Linked DNA regions of Mus musculus: all the other regions are linked to region 1. A link is a loop called in an ENCODE intact Hi-C map of the cell type or tissue named here. Cell type or tissue: heart. All regions are shown on one strand.

Region 1 (8,000 bases):
TTTTTTAGACATTTTAGACTCATTTAGAGTTTAGACATTTCTAGAGAAAGTACCCAAGGAGCTGAAGGGGTCTGCAACCCTATAGGTGGAACAAGAATATGAACTAACCAGTACCCCCTGAGCTCATGTCTCTAGCTGCATATGTAGCAGAAGATGGCCTAGCCGGCCATCATTGGGAAAAGAGGCCCCTTGGTCTTGCAAACTTTATATGTCCTAGTACAGGGGACCGCCAGGGCCAAGAAGTGGGAGTGGGTGGGTAGGGGAGCAGGGTAGGGGGAGGGTATGGGGAACTTTCGGGATAGCATTTGAAATGTAAATAAAGAAAATATCTAATAAAATAAAATTTAAAAATAAATAAATAAAAACAGACCTTTTTTAGAAAAAGCAGCATCAAAACAACCTAAGCAAAACAGAACCTAACTGTTCCATGCAGCTGGGTCAGCCAACAGCCTCGGAAAACAGCTATGGCAACAGATCCAGGGATCCCCACCCTACCTTTCCATTCCTGCTTCTCCCTGAAGGTTGGCTTATTGTTTTCTAGCATAAGACAATTCTTCTCATTAAGATAACAGGAAATGAATCATGGTAGTCACCAGGAAAGTCCAGAAGGGAACAGTTATCAAACTCTAGGGCCGACACAGAATGCCAGCTAGGGACTCCATGTCCCTGTTTGAGATCCATGTTTATTGAGACCCACTGACCTTAGGGACATAAGATCCTAGGATTCACAACTTATGCTACAGGAGCCTGACCCTTTGATGGAGTTTAGGAGGCAGAGTGGGAAACAATGCCTTTTACTATAGGAAGACAGTAGAAAACTGTGCTGGAAAGACAAAAGCAATATTTTCCCTCGTCTACCAACAGAGGAGCCACTTACCTCTCTCTCTCTCTCTCTCTCTCTCTCTCTCTCTCTCTCTCTCTCTCTTTCTCTGTGTGTGTGTGTGTGTGTGTGTGTGTGTGTGTGTGTGTGTTACTTTAAGTAATGCAAGAAATATAAGGCATTGCATAACCGTAAAATTTATGATACTGCCTCATAGTTGGGCAAGATGAATGAAAGAGAGGTTAAAACATTGTGATTATGATAGCAAGTGCCAAAGAATAAGTGAAATGTGTCCTGTTACACTCAGTTAAAACAAAGTGCAGCACAGGGACACCTTCTTGTCATTGTGTGGCCATTTGACAGCAGAAAAACTCTTGGTCAGAGCCCAAGCCACTGGTCATGACTCACTTGCTCAAACTCAAGCAGCCACGAGGTCTCTCATATCATCACGGCATGAAGATATACTACACTTCCCATTAGCAGAGCCTTTATCAACAAGGTGACTTGGAGTGGCACGTTAAAATTTCATATCCACTCCTACAGAGGAAGTACATGTGCCAACATGAGAGAGTACTAGATAATCCAGAACTCACATAGCTCTCAGACCAGTTGAACTAAATCTCTGACCACCTGTGTTCTGTCTGTAAGAGTGTCATGGTAATAAATTAGTGTGAAAATCCAACTACGGCCACTGCCTCTTTTAAAATGTTGAAAAAGCAGCTTCCTTTCTCTTTCTGACAGTCTGTTGTGTAGACAAACACACACACACACACACACACACACACACACACACACGAGTATCCCAGGAATTTCCATGGTGTAGAATGTAAGGTATTATCCTGAATTGTAGAAATGTATATGCTTTTGTTGCCAGAGTGTTAGAACTGCTACTGTGTTGAAACAAATAAATGACTATGTAAGTAAGAAAATAAATGTGGTAAGACAAATGATAGTAGAATCAGCACAGTGGTAAAAAAATTTACATTGCAGTAACAAATACCTTTTAAATTATAAAGTGGAACTAAAGCGGTCAGAGCGTGGCTATTGAGCAAAAGGGTCTCCTCAGGAAAGGTGGGAAGAGGAATTAGAAAAGGCACACTGGGTAAAGAACCAATTGACACATTTGAAGGCACCCCCGAGGTCTGGAAAGATGTGAAAGACTAGAGAAGATCCAACTGTGGATATATCACACATCACACTGCAGCACGCTGAGGAGTGAAAGCTCTCACATAGGAAACTGAGAAAGCTGCAAGACCAAGACCGTGTGGTGTAAAGCTAAATGCTTCTCACATGAGTTCCCACCTGAGCTATGCTGAGCTAACCAAAAGCTGTTTCTAGCCTCAGTAGCTTTGTGGAATGGCTTTAGCTTGTAAAACCTCTAGAGAAACAGTTCCGGAGATTGTAGCCATGTGTCCCTCTGGCTGGAAAGGCAAGAACACCAGCCTAACTCTGCTTTCACAGTGCACACCTCGGCCCTAAGTTTTGTGGACCTAACAAACGTTCTGTGTGTGGCACAGTATGACAAGATTATCTATCGCTCAGGACACTGTACATGAGCTTCCTGTAAACACATCTCTGAAAAGAGCTTCCACATAAGCCGCATAAGCTGGCCAGAGAGCCTGCCAGCCAGGGACCAGTTTTCCAAGTAAGTTTACAGTCTCCACTTACATTAGCTATACAAGTCAAAAAAGCAAATTCCTTGGCAAGGCGTCCTACAAAATCAATGGCAATGGGCTTCTTCCATTCTAGATGGAATGCTTTTTATAAAGTATACCCCTGAATAGGGACCCTGAAAGAAATGAACACAACTTTAGCGTCTTCCCTTAGTAATTCTAAATATCCTGCCAGGATGTGATCTTCCCTAAGATGAGGTCAGATCAGATCAGCACCTTCTTGATTTATTTGGCTTTGCTTCTTGGATATGTATGCAATGCTTTCAAAAGCACTGATGGCAGACGCATAGCAAGGAGCTATTTCTCTCTCACCATCCTTGTAAGTTCAGAAAACCTGCAAAGGGTTTTCAAAATTACAGTAGATCGCTGAAGTCGAATATCTGACACAATAATCACCTACTTGCTGTGAGCAGCATCAATGGGAGCTGTGTGTCAGCTGACAAGGAATCACTGGTCGTGAATGTGTAATAAAGGAAAATATACTCTGAAGTCACCTCAGTCCTCAGCAACTAAACCAGAAAGAACGAGGTGAAGTGACTCAAGTTCAGAGCTCTCTCTGTATCACCATTTGTGCTGTTCCCGTGTGTATCTGATGTGCACTTTCTCTAAAAACAGCCCACCCTTCTCTAAGCAAAACCTGCCAGGAAGAGTCCTAAGAAAATATCAGGACCTGAACCGAGCTAGAGAGTAGGCAGACAGAATTATCAGCAAAAGTGTCTATCTGAATCTGAACAGTTACTAAGTCACTGGATGATCTACCAACATGCTTGCAAACAGTTTACAAAGAAAATTTCTAGTTAAAAGTCCCTCACCAAACTTCTCTCCCTGGGCAAACGGACCGGAAACACCTCCTTGCTACTTGCATCACAAGTGTGTATTCAGGAGGGTATGCCCGGCCCCTTCTCAAATAAAACAAGACTTGTAAAGAGCAAAGCATCAGGACAGAAAAGCCGCCCTTTCTGCTGCTGCGTTAGAAGGTAGGAGCCTAGACTGTAGTTTACAGAGACAGTTGTGGAACTTCTACCACTGAGTTCAAAGGGCTTGCAGTGAGGGGTAAGGAATGGTGACTGTGGATGCGCAGTAAAATAGGGACGAGAGAGGGAAAGAGGGCAAGGGAGTCAGGGAGTAGGGAGGTGTACTTACAGCCCGCGGAGCCGAAGCCAGATTTTCTCGATCTGCTCAGGTTGCAGGTGTTTCAGAGAGTTGCTCTCGAATTCTTCAATTTCCTTGGTTGGAGACTCCATAGCTGCAGGTTCTCACTGAGGGTGAGGTGGAGAGAGTTTGTGTAGTCCCTTCCCAGCCTCCTCTCCTTGCTGGGTCCAGCCCAGTGAGTCTTTCAGTCACTTTGTCACTTCCCCTGCAGCGTCCCCAGAGATGGCTCAGAGCCTGCAAGGATCACAGGGGACTCCGGCCCCAGGTGCGCGCTGGAGGCAGCTGTGGAAACCAGCCATGATGCTTACTACTGCCAGGGACAGGGATAAGGACTGTGTCCGGGAGAAAGCGCCTCGACTCTGTTCCTGTTCTTTTTCCCTTCAAACAAAGCCAAAGAAGCTACCGGCGGCTCCCCAGAGGATTTGGAGGCAAGAGGAGAACTGAGTGGTAAAAAGAGGGGAGAAAGTGAGGAGCTGGGTGGAGTAGGATGAGCCTGAGCAGCAGGGTGAGCCGCGGGGTGCTCAGACCCCTGCCCAGCTCCGCCCTGCGCCCTGCGCCCTGCCTGCTCCGCCTCAGTGCCCCTCACTTACCAGCAAGCCCTGCTGACATGCAAGAACTGACAAGTGAGAAAAGTCTTTTGTTGGCTTGGGGCTAGTGACAGGGCTGGCACCCCGTGTGGGGAGGGAGGGGATAACACTGTCAGCAGGGCAGGAGTACCACACCTGCCCCCACAGGCAGCCCTTGGCCACCCAGCCCTATGCCCTACAATGATGGCTGCCCGCACTGCATAAAGAACAGGGCTCCGCGCCCCAAGGAAGGGAAATCTGGGGCTTCCCAGCACAAAGCCCTGGTGTTTTCTTACTAATAAAATTGATTCTCATTCTCTCTCTCTCTCTCTCTCTCTCTCTCTCTCTCTCTCTCCCTCCCTCCCTCCCTCCCTCCCTCTCTCTCTCTCCCCCCCCTTTCAAAAACAGATATTACAACAAAAGAGTTTCTTCAAATAATGCTACAAGCCTTCTAGGCGGCTCCGCTGTGCGCTGGCTACGCAGCTGTTGACTTTGGCAGTCTGTCAGCTCCACACAGCTGCACCACCCTGCTAGATGGTCCCCTTGGTCATGCACAATGTCAATAACATAATTGCCCAGCAGAACGGGACCAGGTTGGAAAGAGGAAAGCATCTAGGGTTAGGGATCAACTTAAAGACAAGAACAACTTTTCATTGGTCAAGTCAAGTTCCATTCATATGATTTGGCAAAGGAATAAAACAAGGGTATATACCTTTCACTTGCTCAATGAATTGGGTAATTAGCAATCATTTCCCAGTAATTGGCCATATACTCTAGCAAAGATACCTAGGTGGATCAGAAAAAAAGTCGCCCTCATTTGTCACAGATTCAAAAGTCAGTCTATTCATCCATCCTTAAAGGTACATAAAGGCATAAAGTACACCTCCACTGAATTAAAGCATTGCTACTAGGCAAAGGTAATATTAAACAGCTGCTATATATTAGTGTGGAGGGCATTTACCTGAATAATATAATTACTTATTCACATTCACCCAGCTGATAACAGTGACTTGGGAAATGGTATGCCAAAAAGGGAAATAGTTTGCCAACTTGTCTGGGGGCTAGAAGACAGAAGTGTGGGCTGAAACTATGGTATTTCCATTAGCGTGCATGTGTGCCCTGAGTGAGGACCTGCTGACCAAATTCAGACATGTAATAATCATTCGGATAACAAGCACTGTGCCAAGTACAGGAACCTTTCTCTGGTCCGAACACTGTGCTAACAGTTCTCTGCTCACACAACAGTCTGTGAGTCTGATATTATCACCGCTTTTCAACAAGGAAATGGGAATAGCAGGAAGTTACCTGCAAGAACGAGAACCAAACCAGGAACAACCAGAACTGGAGTTGAGCACCATTATTCTGGCCTCAGAAAAGTGTCCCCATCGCAAGATCACATTGTCTGCATGTCCAAAGTGACAAATATAAGCAAAAAAGTTTCCTGTCTCTTCCACCCATACAATTCTTTGAAATCATGTAGAGAGATTTGGGGAAAGGAAGGCAGATATTACTGGATTTGATTAGGTCAAATAAGCCCATGTTAGAAGGAAAACAAACATGCTTTCATTACAATCTAGCAGATGAGAGAAAAGATAAGAAAACTTACTGAGAATCTTTGAAGTCAAGATTTAGTGTCACATTAGATATTTTTGAAACTACCGTTATATTAGAAAGTTGATAAAATACATAAATTTGCCTTATTTTAGACCAGTCATGATTTCTGAAACTAGAAGTCTCCTGGAAGATAATTTCAAAGTGTCAAAGATGATTTTCAAAGTTTTTTTTAAATAGGATATTTCAAATAGCATCTATTTAATAAGGAATTCCAATGTATTCCTTAACTTCAAACCATGAAGATGAAGCCACTCTTCCTTCTGGGATCAAAGAGTCCTAACTTCTCAGGGATTCTGTTCACTCGGCCTCTCATCTCTCAGCTCTTGACCTGACATACCAGTTCTGTGAGAAATGAAGCCAGAGTACCATAAAGGAGCTTAGGCATCCTTTCTTCCTTCTAATCAAGAGTTCTCTAACCCACAGTCAGAAATCTGTTTCACTTGACAAGTTCATGCTTTCTGTTGCTCTGTTCTTTTCCCTTTAGCTGATGCAGATGCAGAATGCTAGATACCTGCAGCAATGTTGTGAATCACAATTTCTGGTGACATTCTCTTTGGGAGGAAGGAAATAAACAGATACAGACTGACTCAGAAGCAAGCTTTGGAAGCCATAATGCTGCTCACAACTGTATATTGGAGGTTAATTTCTGTTGTTAATTACTAAGTCAGTTTTTTAAAGTTGAATTCTAGAAAAGTCTCATGTAGGCAAATACTTAAAAATACACATACTCAGGCATATATATATATATATATATATATATATATATATATCATACACATACATGCATACCTATCCATATATGTGCAGACAGTCAACAATTTAAAGCACTTTCCCCAGTATTTAAGCAGTAACACAGCCTAAATACTTGCAAGCATTTGCCCTAACAGTACATAGCACCATAATATATTAGAAAGCTACCAAACTGTTTTGTTTCAGGGTTCAAAGAGAACTTTGATGCATATTAGTCAGGTGAGAACCCAAGCTTTTGTAGGCATATGAGAATGACCTCCCAGATCCCTTCCTCTCTGGGATTTTATAACCATGAACACAGCACCCATCAGCCACTGGGAACTACCAATGCCAAGTGGTTTGCTAAGCTTATCACAGGTTTGTTCATATCCTCATCAAAACATACTTCCATATAAAATTAAAGCCACACTGAGATTCCGTTTCACCACTGATGGAATGGCAGTCGTTAAGAAAATAAATAAAAACAAAGGATGTCAGGAAAGAGAGGAAAAACAACCCTAATAGACAGTCATTTTGGAAACCAGTATGGAGGTCCCTCAAAGGAAGAACTTCATGACTCTGCTGCCTCAAGTCAACAATTCACATGGATATTTGTACATCTTTTTACTGCAGCACTATCTGTAGTGACAATTTTGGCATCTTGGTTTCTTTAAAAAACACAGAAGTAATATAAGAATATGGCTCTTTTAATCCCAGATGTGGGGATATGGTGCTACTTCAGATTGTCCACAGCAGCTGACTATGATTTGCCTTGTGCTCTAGCAGGGGCATGATTTTGCCAGCAGCAGATAGTTTCTGTGATTGTGTGACATTTGGAATTCTAAGTACTTTTTAGAGGGTGTATAAATGCTAGAGCCCTAAGGGACAGTGTGGGTTCTTGGTTGTTGGTTGGTTGCTGTTGGTCTGAGTTTGTTAAGTAGTCATGTGCAAAGAAGGAACAGCAAAAGAAGAAACTAGATATCCTGAAGGCAAAGATCAAACTTTCCCCAACGGACTCAACAGCCCTAATCAGGAGGAACAAGTCTAATGATAATGTTGTCCCTTTCCCCTCTATCCCTTTTTCTGTCCTATCTAGTTTTAGGGGGTTGAAAGAATAGAAAAAAGGGGGGTGGAAAGAGTGGAAGAAAGAAGAACCCACAAAATAGCAAAAAAACAGTTACAACTCCATAAGAGCTAAGTATAGGACTGACCTAGGGGGTCCATCCACAGAGGCATAAATGACGAAAATATGAGGTATGTATACACATAATAGAATGTTATCTGCAGGAAAATGGATATAGTAATTGGAGATTGTCATAATAAATGTATTAAGTAAAACTCACAAAAACAAATGCCATCTTGTATCTCATCCGTGGATGACAGATTTCACACAGAAACAAAATTCTGTATGTTTATATAAAATGAAAGCAAAAGCAAAACTGCCTA
Region 2 (8,000 bases), 290 kb before region 1:
CTTGAATTTTGAGTAAGTATTTTAAATTTTAAATCAGTGAGTTTAAAATTGGACAACACTAGCAGACATGCTAACATGAAGCAGAGAAATCTTATGGGGTTGCAACCCTAGACAAAGAAGTATAATCAATTAAGGAATGCTGAGAGTGGGAGAAAATTAGTTTTTTTCCCCAGGAAAAACCACATCAACTGATTGTCCAACACCAAATAGTCTTCTCTGAAACACACACATACAAGTAACACAGGGACTGAGCAGATTATAATTATATTTAGTAATATATATATATATATATATATATATATGCGATATATAATATAATATATAAAAAACAAAAAGTCATGCTTTTGAGAGAGAACAAGTGTGTATGCAAGGGTTTGGAAGAAGGGAAAATAAAGGGGAAAATGGTGTAATCATATTTTAATTTCACAAAATAACATCATTTTAATGGGAAAAGTTATTTTTAGACGTACATTTCCTATCCCTGATGGCTATTGAGGCAGTGTTCGTGTAAGGGTAAATCATCTCTTGGGGATGAAAAAACAGGTCAGTGGGAAGAATTTAATTTTTCAGGATAAGATACATCATTTTTAATTTGGGGGCAACTTACCGCTTTTAAAGGCCTACACAGTAAAATCAAGTAAGCCTAGCATTTACTAGCTTTTTGCTGGAGTCTTTATTGACTCCAAATGTAGTGACTGGTGATCTATAAGAGAATGACCGAGGGGAATCTCAGGCAGATTTCACTTTGACTCTCAGGGTCAGCCACAGTAGTGTAAGCTGTAAGAGGTGTGTCCTGGTGCATCTGGTAGGTGCTAAGGGACACTCTCTCTGTTCTTATACTTGCCCTATTTTTTGTTCCAGTGATGAGAGATGTTCTGGATCTTTTTCATCTTGATCCGCTGATCCAGCATCTTGTATCTTACAGGATGATCATCAGTTTTCTTCGGGACGGAAGGTGCATAGGAGCTAGATGCATAAGCAGGACGCTTAAAGTGACGCAAAGGAGGCTTGATGACTGGAGAGCATGGAAAGGAAGACAGAGAACCATTAGCTTCAGAGAGACTTGACTGGACAGAGACATGGCCGTTGTGTTCCTCTTTGACTTGTATGTCTCCTCCAAGCCAAAAAAATGAATAAGATTAAATTTCTAAACTGATTGAATAAGCACAATATAACTTAGTTATTAACTTTAAACTCAATAAAGACAAACTGCTAGAGATGGGCAGTGGTAGCTGTATATAACATTTACATGGCAATGAATGGGTGAACTTATGAAAAGGTGTGGGAATGCCGGGATCACCAAGCAAGGTGACCATGGTGAGCAGTGACATATCCATTGCTCACAACATTTAGCACTGTGTGTAAGCTTTGGGGACTAGAGAAATGCCACATACTCCCAAAGTACTAACTACAAGCACACCACCAAGAAAATATTTGCAAGATATCTATAAAGATCTAATATCCAATATGTACAAAGAACTCTTAAAATTCAGTGGAAGGAAACAATTCAGTGGCAAAATGAATAAACTCCTAGCTACAGAAGAGACATATATCAAATAAGCACAGGACAAATGTGTACACTGAAGAATTACAAATAAAAAAGCAATATTTGATAAAATTGATAAAAATAAATGAGTGATCAAGCCATATGAACATGTAGACACATCTTAAATACACGTTGCTAAGAGAAAGAAACCAGTCTGCAAAGTTAGTCATACTATGTGATTGTACTTACAGGATAAGCTTGAAGGGGGAAAGAACCCCACAGAACTATGGAGACAATAAAAAGATCACTGGCTGAAACATTATTAAAGTGAGGAAAAAATAATAAATAGGTAAGCAGTAGGAATTCCAGGGGAGTAAAATCATTTTATGTAATACTAGTAGATTCTGACACTATTTGTCAAAACTCATAAACTTTTATAGGAGAGATCTCTAATGTATGCAATTTTTTAAAAAGGCATTGAGGTTATTAGGATCCCAGAATGCACTGCAAAAAATCTGACATCCCTGCAAATTTAAGTAACAATGAGCCTGCAGGGAACAGGAAGCTAGAGGACCACCTGATTAACTGCTTATAAGCAGGCTCTAAGAGCAAAAGGGTCAGGGAAGCTACACATAAACTATGCATTCTGGTATTAAAGTTGCTTCTCAGACAGGGGCAGATGAACAATTCCAATTCTACTCTACAATTATCTAAAATTGAAAACTTGTATATAAAATGAGAACAGATGACAAAAACTATCCACGAAGATGTTAGCAGCTAAGCAAAAGGAGGAGGCTAGCACGATCTAAAGGTCATTGATTAGACTTGGTGAAATCAATACAAATTCATCACAAAGATATTGATGGCTACATATAACAGTGTTTATAAATAGGAGTGCTTACATAGCTTAGTGTACACACGTGCATTTCTTTATCAGACCTAGAATAATTGCAGGCTTTAAAGCTACAGCAGCAGAGAACTAATCTTATATGTGCATATTTATTTCAAATACCACTCTCCAATGAGGGAGAAAAAACACATCTTATAGCAATAGCTTGCTATAGAACTAAGCACAGTATATACACAGTGGACTTGGATACCATTATAGAAACATAAAACTCAAAAGTACCAAAAAAAGAAAGAGAGAGAAGAAGAAAAGGAGGAGAAGGAAGAAGAAGAGGAAGAGGAGGGAGAGGAAGGAGGGAGAGGAGGAGGAGGAGGAAGAGTTTTAGCATGGGTTGAACATGGTAATATCCTTCCAAAGAACGTGTATCCTAAGAAGGATGAAATAGCAGTCACAGTGAAGAAATATGACCAATATGGCCCCATTCAGGAGACAAAACATGACATAGCATAGCATAACAGAGCATATATCCTTGGTTTTATGTGACAGGAGTTAATATTTTGTGATGAAAGTAAAACTTACATAACCCCATTCTAACAGTAAGAAAAAGAAGATAACCCCAACTGGTAGACAACCACAAAACACCTGACTAGTAAAGCAAAGAAGCCCGAGAGACTGAGAAGCTGCAGAGCCAAGAGGAGCTAAGGAGACACAATGCTCTCGTGTGTTTCCCTGGGTGATCCTAGAACAGAGAAAAGAGTGGCAAGTGAGAAGCAGGAAGATGTGAATGGTGGAGTCCAACATTTAACTGGCAGTTCTGTGAGGAGAAGAGATGAAGAATTGATTAGGTTTTCTCTTGTCTGTTCTACTCTCCCACAACCCTTATTGTTCCTCCTGAAATTCTGTTTAGTTAATGGACATGGGGAGAGGAATAATGTAGTCAGTAAGGACAAAACAAATATGATAATTAGGTGAGAAGCCTGGAGAATCAGAGGTGGTGCAGCTGATTGCCCAAGCACCAGCTCTCTGCAGGCCATTCCTGCTTTTCCTAAAGACCAAAGGGAAATGGTACTTAACTAAGAGGGTTGAAAGGACTTAGAGCTAAGAGACACTTCTATTAAACACCTAAAGCAGTTCTCAGAAATACCCTCTCAGCAAATATTTTGTTACATGTGGGGCTGGGCAGATGGTTCAATGAGCAAATCTCTGTAACCGTTAGGCCCAATCAAGTTCAGATCCCTAGTAGCCACAGAGAAGCCTGGTACAATGACAAGCAAGTATAGGCCCCCAGTTCTGGTGGGGCAGAGACATGTCAATCCCAGAGTCTCCCTGGACATTCAGTCTAAAAGGAATGGCAAATTCTAGGTTCAGTGAGAGACAGTGCCTCAAAAAGTAACATGGAGAAATAGAGGAAGACATCTCTGGCCTCCACAAATGTTCGTATGATAAGCACCCTCCGTACACATACATCACATACACTCAGACACAAATGAACTATGAAATGCGATACATTAAATTGTCATGTTTCAGGCCAGCAAGATGACTAAGCTAACTAGCTAGATGATCTGACTTCAATCACTGGAACTCACACAGTGGGAGAAGGAAATTGACTAAAACAAGTTATCTTTTGAGCACAACATCTACGCCATGGCACACACACGTGGGCACACACACACACACACTAAAGAAATAAAAAAATAGAAATATATTTAAATAAATTCTCAGTTTTTATTTAATAAAACACAGTACTGTGATATCATGAAAATATTGAACAAGTGTTTGTTAGCAAAAATAGAGGCTTATGTGATTATTATCACATAATAATGAACAATAACTCTGACTCTAAGCTTTATATATCATGTATTACTGTTTTGCCTACATGTGTGTCTGTGCACCACACACGTGTCTGGTACCCTCAGACTAGAAGAGGTTATCAGATGTTCTAGAACTGTAGTTACAGACAATTGTGGACTGTTATGTGGGCGCTGGGACTTGAACCTGGGTTCTCTGTAAGACCAGCAAGTGTTCTTAATCTGTGAGCTAACTCTCCAGCCCCTAACCTAATCTTATCACCACAAAGCATATTATCATGTGCATAGGAAAATCTAAAAAACAAAACCAGCTCCAGGCCATGGTTATATCTATGCAATATGAACATTTGCTTTGATTGACTGTTAGAGTTGTAATTTTACAAAAGAAACACAACTGAGCATTTCTTCTACCGAATCATCTGTCAACTCTACAGGAATACACCAGAGAGAAAATTCGATAAGACAATGTTCCCTGGGGTTTTCCCACTAGACCCCCAGAAAGTCTGGCTCAGCACACTTTTTGAAGTCTAAGATTAATATTTACCTATTGGTTTCTTAGAACATATGCTGTGTGCTGCTGGTATAACGGAAAAGAACAGAAATCCCTGCCCTGGTGGGCAGTCTTTCTAGGTCTACCCGAGAACTTGTGCATCACTTACAAGAAGAGGCATTCTTATAAGCTGCTCTTCCCAGGCTTCTTAATGCCCAGGCTGAAACTGCTTGGTGATATCTTCACACAATGAAGGCTGTCAGAAAATGGGTCTGTTGTGACACAGGAATAAATTCCCCTGTTTATTGTTAGAATGGTCACATTTAAGCTCTCAGAATGCTTAATCCCATAGTTTAGGGTCAACAAGTATTATAGCCGCCACCATTCCCACCCCCAACACATCTAGAACAAGTATAAAAACATTGCAGTGACCCAGGAGGATAGAGAAGGGAGGGCTGAGCGTCTCAGATCACAAGCTCAGGCCTGGGATCACTGATTTATGTCTTTTGAGTCACAGTCCCTCTTCATATTCATCCTATTTTCACAACTCAGCATGAACTCAGCCAAAGTATTATTGAATTTCCCACTTCACAGCATGAAGGAACATTTACCATTTGCTAGAATTCTGATTGTCAGAACAAAAACTCTGCTTGCCACTAGCTGCAAATAGCCTGAACCTACTGGTAGAGATCAGCTCCCCACCGAGCTATAAATACGTGCATGCCTGCTGTCACAGCCACTCAATATGGGGAAAGGGGGGAGGCTGTGCCCAATGCTGTTTGTGTGTACTTTTTGCTTTTCTCCTGCGCAGGGATCAAGATTTGATGGCAAGATATGACAGCAGGGCAGGCACAGGGGCACCATCTTGAGTGCTGTGTTGATCTTTCTTCTGGGGTTCTAGGTGTCTTCCTGAAGGGTAAGTTTTTTTGTTTTGTTTTGTTTTTTTTTTTGTTGTTTTTGGATTTTTGAGACAGGGTTTCTCTGTATAGCCCTGGCTGTCCTGAAGCTCATTTTGTAGACCAGGCTGGCCTCGAACTCAGAAATCTGCCTGCCTCTGCCTCCCGAGTGCTGGGATTAAAGGCGTGCGTAAGATTTTATTCATCATTGGAATGTTTCTGGGGTCTTAGAAGGGACCCGATCCTCTTCCTTTCAGTAACTGCCATTCACTACAGCTGAACCCAATAGTACAGTCTCCTTCTCTGGGCAAAGAAGAACCAAATAGGGAACAGAACCCTACTTTCCATGTGTTTTATCTGCATGGTTAACACGTCTTCCACTAGTGGACACTGAAATAAGAAATATATCCTCTTATGGCAGATGACTTGCACAAAATGATAGTATCAGCTGATGTAGATTTTGACTCCGGCTTACACACCTGCACACAGTGTTTATTTAGAGGTCACTTTTGAACACAATCAGAAAAAGACAAACTTAAAACAGAAACTATACATCATTACCTATTATTGTTTATTTTAAAATTACACATAATCTTTGATTTTCATAAATCAACACTCTTTCAGGAGCATCAACTCTCATTTAGCCCTCATTATTTTCATAAATACTACAATTCCTTCCTCCCAAATAATGCCCATAGCTTTCTTCTCCTCTTCTTCTTCTTCTTCTTCTTCTTCTTCTTCTTCTTCTTCTTCTTCTTCTTCTTCTTCTTCTTCTCCTTCTTCTCCTTCTTCTCCTTCTTCTTCTTCTTCTTCTTCTTCTTCTTCTTCTTCTTCTTCTTCTTCTTCTTCTTCTTCTTCTTCTTCTTCTTCTTCTTTCTTCCTTCTTCCTTCCTTTTTCTTCTTCCTTCCTTCCTTCCCTCCTCCTCCTCCTCCTCCCTCTTCTTCTTCTTCTTCCCCCCTCTCTCTTTTTCTCTCTCTCCCCTGTCTCTCTCTGTCACTCTTCTCTTTTCCTTTCCTCTCCTCTCCTCCTGCCTCACTTCCTTCCCCTATCTCTTCTCATAAACTAATGCACATACTCTTTAGTCTAGAAAACAGATTTAATTTGTTTAGACATCAAATTTATACAGCTGTTGAATTCAGATATGATTATGATAAATGACATATAATGTCTACTAACTGTACAAGGTAACACGCTGAGAATTTAATATGAATTAGCTTAGTCCATGCCTCCATTCACACCTGGCAATAAGGAAGCACTGGGGCCACTCCTTACCCAGGTATGGAAACTGAGGCTTAATAGATGTATATCACAACTATGATGAAGGAAGTCTGAAGCCTTGAGTCACATCCAAACAGACTTCAGACCCTTCCTGGTACATGGATTAGTATGTTGGACCAAATTTAGTTTTAATAATTGCTATAACAGGCTTAAAATGCCAAGTTAAAACTATTCCCTTTAAGTATCACTGAACCTACATAACTCCTGTGGCATATGCTGAGTTCTGCAGTACTCCCCGTACAGCTATAATAATGCTTCTTAAAACACATGTCTTCTGTGTGTATGGCTCAAAGAGATCCTGAAGGAGGTCCCCTAAGTAAGTGTTTTCTTCTGGTGCCTCCCTCCTCTCCACAAGCTAGAATGCTGGCATGTGTTCCAAGTTTGGGGGAGTAGAAACAAGTCACCATGCCAGGCAGGCTTGGGACCTTAGGTGAAATTGTCCTTATTGGTTCCTCCCCTGTCTGTCACATGAAGAGCTGCAAAAAAACCTACCGCTGTGGTGTCCAAGTTTAGTTCAAGCACATAGAGCAGAAGCTGTGGGGCAGACTGAGCCTCTACTGTCTTTACACCACCACAAATCCAGAGAGCAGGAACTCCTACCTTAATCTCTCCAGGATTCTTCCTGATTTGTATCTCCACAATCGCATTTGCAGCTCTGTCGTCTTTAGAGGGTAGACAGATTCAGCTTTGGCCCTGTAGTCATGTGACATGAGAGCCTTGTTTCACCCTCTCAACTCAGTACTAGTGATGAATTAGCACTCACTTCAGAAGTCAATACTGAGAATGCAAAGAACCACGGGTCCAAAAGCAGCCAGCACTGGTATTTAAAGGAGTGCTCCTTCCCTAGCAGTTTTTCTGCATTTCCCGAGTTGAAGATATGGAATTGTCTGGCAGATTTGTTATTGCCAGGAGTATTCAGTAGCAGTATCCTCTACAAAATTTCAACTTATATACATCCCAAGATGTGGAAGCATTAGCCTGAAGCCAGGCTCATAGGTATCCTGAACTTTTGTAGACACAGAATTTTATAATATTAGCCAAATCAGAAAATTACTCTTCATCCACACACATTACATGGAGTTGTCTAAAGTGACACTTTATTTTTGAATCTTCACATTGTATTTCATATTAAACAATAGAATGATGACATTTTTAAAGATCTTGGTTTTCCAAAGACTACCTCAAGAAAATGAG
Region 3 (8,000 bases), 51 kb before region 1:
ATGCACAAGACCCTAGCCTACAACACACCCGCGCGCGCACACCCACACACACACTATTAGATAAGAAAATCAAATATACCTAAAAATAAATTAGCATTAAAAGATCTTTAGTTTAGAGACTACAATATGGCTTGATGGTTAAAAGCACTGGCTATTCCCCCAAGAGGACCTGGGTTTGATTCCTAGCACCCATATGATATCTCTGTAACTTGAGTTCCTGAGATTGGAGGTCATCTTCTGGCCTCTGAAAGCTTCAGGCATGCATGGGATATATCAGTATCTATACCACAAACCACCAAAAAAAAAATCAGACAAAATAACCATATAAATAGACAAACAAATAAATAAATATTTAAAAAATAATAGTGTTAGCCGGGCGTGGTGGCGCACACCTTTAATCCCAGCACTGGGGAGGCAGAGGCAGGCGGATTTCTGAGTTCCAGGTCAGCCTGGTCTACAGAGTGAGTTCCAGGACAGCCAGGGCTACACAGAGAAACCCTGTCTCAAAAAACCAAAAAAGAACAAAAAAACAAACAAACAAAAAATAGTGTTTAGAATGTTCATTGTCTCAGTAAAGGTCAATATCTCAGTTCCAAATTTTACATGAGGAAGTATGAACTCCGAAGGCAGCTAAGAGGTTCAGGATGGAACTCTCATCTCTCTCATTCTCAAATCACTTCCCTGGGGAAGACCCCACTTCCAGCGCCATGCCCAACACAGACCTGGTCAGGGTGATCAGGCATTTTTCCCTTCCATGCATACTAGGAAGGAAAGAATGTTTTTATTACTGCTAAATATAGAGCTGAGTCATTTGGGACATCAGCATAGCAAGGAAATCTGGCTAATAGAAGGGACTGGGTTAGGCGGGAGCAGAATAAGCTATAGTAAGATGCTGAGTCTAGGTACACTCATCTGAGCATAGGCCATATTTCAGCCCACTCTGCTTACTGATTATCAGAAAGTTACTAATTCATAGATCAATAAATCATCTTTTCCATTTCTTATCCTAATGCAAGTATGTCACAGAAAGGGTCTAAATATATACAATAAGTCAATTCTCGTTTAATATTAAAGGGAGGATATTCCTCAATATACACAGAGAACAATTCTAAATGCCTCAGAAGAGAGAGGTAAGTGTCTTTATTTCATTAGTCAACAGTTATTTGATACACACCATGTTTTCAGCTCCACTGGAACATCAAAATGTATAAAACTCCACTTCCCTGGGCTCATAGTCAATATCTTACAATCCATCACTTTGACCAGTGTCTTCTTATCCATAATACTTAATAGGCTTCAGGGTATTTCTATAACACTTGAGTTTAGGACCACAGAATGAGAGCCATTCATCAAAATCCTTGGCTTCTGAGCTGTCATCTTGTGTCTGTCTCACCCTTTTTATTTTTTATCAAGTACCACAAAGTCCTTTTTTTTAAAAAAAAAAAAAACTGTATTATTTAATCTTCACCATTGAACAGAGACGTCAGGAGTCCAAGACACCAAGTGCATTTCAGTCAGTGGGCTTCAATGTGGACTTCCACTCCAGCTACTCCCCTTTCATGTTTCTTTTCACATGTGTGTGAAAGAAGGGATTCCTCAGTCACACTAGTGACTGTGTGTCTAACAGGTATAGAACAAGGCACCTCTAAGCATAAAATCAAAGTTCAGGAGATTACAGATTTGAGATTTTTAATGTGGTCATACTAAAAAGACTTCTACCAGTTCAGTACCTGAATTTGATTATCTCTTTCCCCATAATACAAATTGGTGCCTACGAACATCTTGAAATGTTTAAACCTGATTCAAATTAGATTCTTTTCAGTAGATACTGAAGAGACTGCATAATATATGCAAAATTTATGATTCTGTGTGCATATTGTCTTGAAGACCAGAGGTCAACCTCAGGTGTCATTCTTCAAGAGTCATCTACTGTTTTTTATTCATTTGTTTTAAGACATGATATCTCATTAGTTAACAAGCAGCTCACTGATTAAACAAGGCTAGATAGTCAGCAAGAGGGATCTTCCTGCCTCTACCGCCCAGGCCTGTAGTTACAGCACATAGTAGCATACATGTTTTGGGTTCTTTTTAATTTGTTTGTTAATGTGAGTGCTAGGGACCAAATCTGGGTGCTCGTGTTTGTGCAATGTCTTTGTTAGGGCTTCTACTGCTGTGCTAGAACACCATAACCAAAAGCAAGTAGGGGAGGGAAGGGTTTACTTAGCTTACACTTCCATATTGTAGACCATCATTTAAGGAGGTCAGGACAGGAACCCAAACAGGTCAGGAATCTGGAGGCAGGTGCTAATGCAGAGGTCATAGAGGAGTACTGGTTACTAGCTTTTCCACCAAGGCTTGCTCAGCCTGCTTTCTTATAGAACCCAGGTCCAATCTTGTGGAAGCAATTTTTTTTTCTCAATTGAGATTCCCTTCTTTCATATACCTCTAGTTTGTATGAATTTGACATAGAACTCACCAGAACATGCAGCAAGCACTATACCAACTGAGCCTTCTCCTTATCACCTGTTTTAATTTTGAGACACTTCTTTTAAATGCTATTAGTTGTTTATTTAACACTGTTGTCTTTTATTTTTAATCAACACAGAAGGTGCATTTTCTTTTTGTAGATCAATAACAGATCCATAGTCCCTTTCCTGATTTCAATAATTCTGGCCAAAGCCAGTCATGTAAGAAAGGTCACAAGAGTTTCATTATGAAATGGGAAAATAAAATCTCCTAAGAAATAACTTTTCAAACTTTTGTAGATCTTGACTTCTTTGCCTCAAATTACCTTCCTTCTTTCCCATCACATTCATTGTGGGAAAAAGCTTCACTTTCTGGAATAACATTCTCTGGCGAAATTATTGTGATCCGTACTGTCCAGTCACTTTGAAAAAATAGGCTCAATTCATCCCAAAACACAATACCTTCTCTCTCCCCACACAATGCAAAGAATGAAGGGAAATAAATGTTTCTATAGTATTAGGGTTTACTTGGGATATAAGCCATGGCTTGGATCCCAGATTCTTCATACAGTACCAGTATGCCTGGGCCAAAAGCTCTATGCCCAGGCAGAGTTCCTGTGCCAGACCTGTCACTTACACTTGGTACTGGTAGTACATGATAAATTGGTACCATCTTCTTGAAGATGATAAAGGGCAATGTTGGAGTAGTGTTGTCCTATTCATAGGCACCACAGGAGATAAAATTCCATAAATGAGTAAGCTAAGCCAAGAAAGGGAACATAATTGATGCTCAGTGGGTGAATTTGTGACCAACAAAGATGACAAAGGAAGAGAAAGTGGTGTATAGAATCCCCAAACAGAGTGGGACACCACAGATCACCTTTATTCTGTCTCTCATCAGCTATAATGCCTCAGTAAAACAAAAATACCAGGAGCTCATTGTCCAGACAGTACTGCAGGAAGAGAGTAGCCTCCCTTTCTCTCCTTTCAGCTTTCTTTGTTGCTCCTTGGCCCATTTCTTCTGTGACTTATGGTGGTTTGAATGAGAATGATTCCCCTATAGGAGCTGACTCAGGAAATTTCAGGATATCCCAATATAGAATTTTGTCACGTGGTTACTAATAATCACTCTGATGCAGGTCTACAAGGAAAGAGAGTAAGGGAGACTACTGAAAGAAATGCAAAATATACACCTTAAAGGGAAAAGCAACACCAGGAAATTGACCTGAGGAAAGTCTTGTGCTGAAAGATAAGAAGATGAAAGTAGGACTTGATCTGAAATGGAAAAAAAAAAAAAAAAAAAAGGAGCAATGCCCTCAGGACAAGACCCCACCCAGCAAAACCTCCAACTCTCCAACTGGACAAAAGGAAAGGCCTGAGGAATTCTCCGTTCCTAAAAACCACCAACAAAGGAAAGCTTCTGCAAATGTAGAAGGCCAGACTGTCCCCCAACCGAGCAACCAAACTTGGTGGCATTGTCCAGGAGCTACTGCTTTTATCCTTTAATGAGGAGGATACAATTAAGAGTCACTGAGGCCTTGAGAGACCAATGTGTAAAGTTGTGTAAGTGAAGCCTGATTATGTTGGAGACCCCAAAATATTGGACATGCTAGTTGTATACGACATTTTCTAGCCTACGAGAAAAAAGTAGGTTGCAGGCAGCAAAGCTGGGAGAGTGAAGCCATCTATGCCCTTTGACATCAGACTTGGAACTAGAGCATTTGTACTTTGACCTGTTGGGTTTCCGTCTTGCTTTGGTCCAGTATTTTCTCACTATGTCTCTATTCCTCCCTTTTAGAAGTGCCATTGCATGTTAGAAGTATGGAATTTGCTTTTTAATTTTACAGGAAGCACAATTAAGTGATTGCCTTGAGTCTCAGAAGAGACTTTGGAATTTTAAACTGTGTTGATGCTGTGGAAGACTGGATAGACTGTTGAAGTTGGACTAAATGTATTTTACATTATGATACTGACATGAGTCTATGAGGGCTAGGGAGTAGGTGTGATGGTTTGAAGGATGCTTCCTGTAGGCTCATGTATTTGAATATTTGGTGCTAGTTGGTGGAACTGTTTGAGAAAGATGAAGAAGTATAGCCTTGTTGAAGGAGGTGTGTCACTGCGGTTGATCTGTGAAGTTTCAAAACATTCATATGATTCTCAGTGTTCTTTTTGTGTCTTATGGTTGTGGATCAAGATGTGAGCACTCACAATTCTTTCTCTCTGTCATAGACCTCCAGAAACTGTAAGCCATATTATGCATTTTCTTTTATAAATTACCTTGGTTGCTGCATGTTATCACAGCAGTATAAATGTAATCATGATAGATTTGATTATATTCAAGCACATACAGAAGAACAAAACTAGTGAATATAAAATTCTGAATGCCATAAACAACAATTAACTCTACTGAGATCCATGGAGCAATTGGATGGCAGGTGTTAGGAGTTGGGTGGGGGCAGAGATAGTATCTAAAACAGTATATGGCTCAGAGCAGACACTCATAAATATCTGTGTGCTAAAAGGCCAAATTTAATTGTTTATTTTTAAAAAATATTTTCTCTTTTAAATAATTTCATAAGGAGTAAAACATAATAATGAAATTAAATAATCAAAATAATAGGGAAATATATAATAAAAAGTTTCAGAGAATGTTTCAGATTAAATGATAGAAATTTGTTGTTTAAGTAATCATTAAATGTCTGCAATCAAAGTATCAAAATACTGTAGACTATCAATTTTAGACTGGGCTCTAAAAACAACTTGAGATCTGAGCCTGTGGATTCACGTGTACATGACAGTAAAGCAAAAGAACACCGTAGTTGTGTAACAGTGTCAATTAGATGCTAATTTGCTGAAAAGTATCAATGACATTCCAACCCTTTTTCACATAAAATACATACATATGGACATGTATATATATACATAGACATTAAGTGAGAAGCCCAAAATTGTTTTTATATCTTCAAGAATCCTTCCAAGTGAGATAATGATGAATATATTCTGAATCAAGGTGCTCCTTAATATGAGGCTATGGGGACTAACATTACCCCCTCCATTGCTGACCAGAATAGAAAATCATGGCAAGATGTACCTCATAAGAAATTAACATAAAACATGCCAAATATATAAAACTATGTTTTTCAAAACACTGTGTATCAGGCCACTAAGAACAGATAATGAAGGGTGTGTCTGAAACACATAAGTACTGTGGATACCACAACATATTGCCTGGAGAAAGATCTCAGGGTTTGGTTCACTCACAGAGGGGTAATCAGATAAGTAGATTTCTACTCAGGAGATGGCTGGACATTTCAAGTGGACTAAGGTAACTAGAATTCCCAGGACAGAGTCCTTAAGAAAAGAGAACGGCATAAAGAGAAAACAAACATCACCTTCAACAAAATCTTCTTTAATAAATACTTAAGTAACAATCAGGACACGTGTGCGGAAGACCTGCATGCTGTGCTCTAAAGCAACCAAGCTGAGCATACGCCGAGAGCCCATGCCCAAGCTGAGACACATTTCTCTGCTCCTTAGAGAAATACGTGCTGACATCAGATTTATCAGTCTAAGATTAACTGCTTTCTTCTCAAATTCTAGAGTAAGACAAGGATTCTATTCTTTTGCATGAAGAATGATGCACATTATTCTGAAGGTTGTATGCACTGCATGAATGCAACACAAAGAAACAAAAAGGCATACATATTGAACGGGAGGAACTAAGCCTGTGTTTTATTTACAGTCAACATGAACTTTTATATAGAAAGACGGATGGCCCAAAAAGTTACTAGAACTAATCAATCCTTTTAGCATACATAGAGGATAGGAAATCATTATATTAAAATAAATTCCATTTCTGTATACTATAATGAATTAGAAATTTAAAAGTAATTCCATTTATCCTTCCTAGACCCTTTTTATCCAGGCCACACCAAAGCACACAGCTGCTTTCCAGGGACTCACTAGATCCCAGAAGATTCCCTACCAGGGACCCTCCAGCCAGCCCAACTCCTGTAGGGATATAGGTAGACTACCTGTGTGTGCTTTCTTTCCCAGCCCCCTACATTTGAATCACCCCAAACCTTCAAAGCTGCTTCCTAGATACTGATAACACCTCCCACTAGCCCTCACACTCCTATTTCCTACAAGGGACTCTCCTGGGAGACTCAGGCTAATCTCTCCATTTGTGGTTCACCAGGTCTTTGCTGGGCTCTAATACTTAGATCCAAGAACCAGTGCACACTACTAGAAAAAAATTTATTCCAAGCTCCTTAACTAAGCCACTTAAGTCACTAGACTGTAACTGAAAAGGATGAAAAGTTTAGATGGGGCCTGTAGCTCCAAATACAAACTTGCTGTGAATTAGGCCCTTTCCAAATGGTAAAGAGACATGTTGCCAAATAAATAAATAAATAATCAAAAGTGATTTTTAGTAAAAAAATAAAGTAAACCTCAATGGAAAAACTAATTATTCTAGATGTGAAAATACCAATGCAGAAAAGAAAACAATGCTTTAAAAAAAACCAACAGCAAAATAATAGATCTGCTTCCTAAACCACAAATCCTATAGTAATATCCTCTAGTAAAATTTGATTTAGAAGAACTTCAAGATAAAAAGTACAAAAAGATGATTATAACTATGACCAAAAACTCAAAGTAGATAAAATCAGAGAGAAAAATAAAATTGGAGTGAATCCAATATATAAAAACGGACTTTGAATTTTTAATGAAAACCCAAATAGAAATGAAAAAGTCAGTAGGACAATTAAAACCTCATCAACAAAATGGATCCTGCCCAAAACAAACCAACAGAATCACCCCAGAGATTTAGGGATAGAAGACAAATAGAGGATTTTCCCATTCCGGAAACGTCAATCAGCAGGATTTTTTTCTTTCATGTAAATAGAATATGTGGTAGTTTTGGAACAGCACTTTGCTGGCTAGCTAATATGTTAACTCAACATGAGCTAGAATCATCTGAAAGGAGGGGACCTCAATAGAATATATGCCTCCATAATAATTGGCTGTAGGGCATTTTCCCAATTAGTGATTGATGAAGAAGGGTACAGCCCATAATAGCTGGTGCTATCTCTGAGCAGGTGGTCTGTAGGAATATAAGTTAAAACCCTTTCATCTTCCACTTGATTTCAGTCTTGGTGTTTCACTGAAGCTATAGTAGGCATAAGACAAAGACTTAGTCTTTAGATTATGGTAATAAACAAAGAATACCATAACCAAGGAATGAAGATATTCTTTTATGCCCCACACATAGAAGAAGAATTGTCTATCTAGGTACAAGATGCTACAGAACTTCAAATAAAAAAAGAAAATCTTAACAAAATATTATAGTTAACATATTAAAAACACACAATAAGAATAGGTACAAAAGCTGCAAAAGAGAAAATCCAAGTCACTTACAAAGTCAGAGCCCATTAGAATAACTCAGATTAATCTACAGAAGCTTTAAAAACTTGAAGAGGATAGCAAGGCATGTACTCCAGCTTCTGATAGCAACATCAATAAATATTACATACC

The links. Peaks named below come from ENCODE experiments on the same cell type or tissue, not always from the same donor. Only the 100,000 strongest peaks of a DNase experiment are listed, where the experiment ranks them.
Region 2: it touches region 1 in a loop (2.1-fold over the local background); 6 of 42 quality-filtered maps call a loop at or near these places.
Region 3: it touches region 1 in a loop (2.2-fold over the local background); 2 of 42 quality-filtered maps call a loop at or near these places.

Annotation. Positions count from the first base shown.
Region 1 is chr6:56,358,109-56,366,108 of GRCm38, forward strand. Pde1c (phosphodiesterase 1C) reads right to left here and starts at 4,284. Exons shown (of 19, transcript NM_001159953.1): 1 at 3,637-4,284. The coding sequence starts at 3,737. In heart, CTCF peaks have their summits at 2,218 and 4,326; DNase peaks (open chromatin) are centred at 1,233, 3,953 and 4,323; H3K4me3 peaks cover 1,846 bases; H3K27ac peaks cover 1,107 bases.
Region 2 is chr6:56,071,361-56,079,360 of GRCm38, forward strand. It overlaps Pde1c (phosphodiesterase 1C), which reads right to left. Exons shown (of 19, transcript NM_001159953.1): 18 at 845-1,015. The coding sequence ends at 846. Among named protein-coding and RNA genes, the nearest start is that of Ppp1r17, 58 kb to the left of the region's middle. In heart, no CTCF peak of the experiment used is centred here; no DNase peak of the experiment used is centred here; H3K27ac peaks cover 407 bases.
Region 3 is chr6:56,307,409-56,315,408 of GRCm38, forward strand. All of the region lies in intron 2 of Pde1c (phosphodiesterase 1C), which reads right to left. Among named protein-coding and RNA genes, the nearest start is that of Pde1c, 51 kb to the right of the region's middle. In heart, no CTCF peak of the experiment used is centred here; a DNase peak (open chromatin) is centred at 3,163.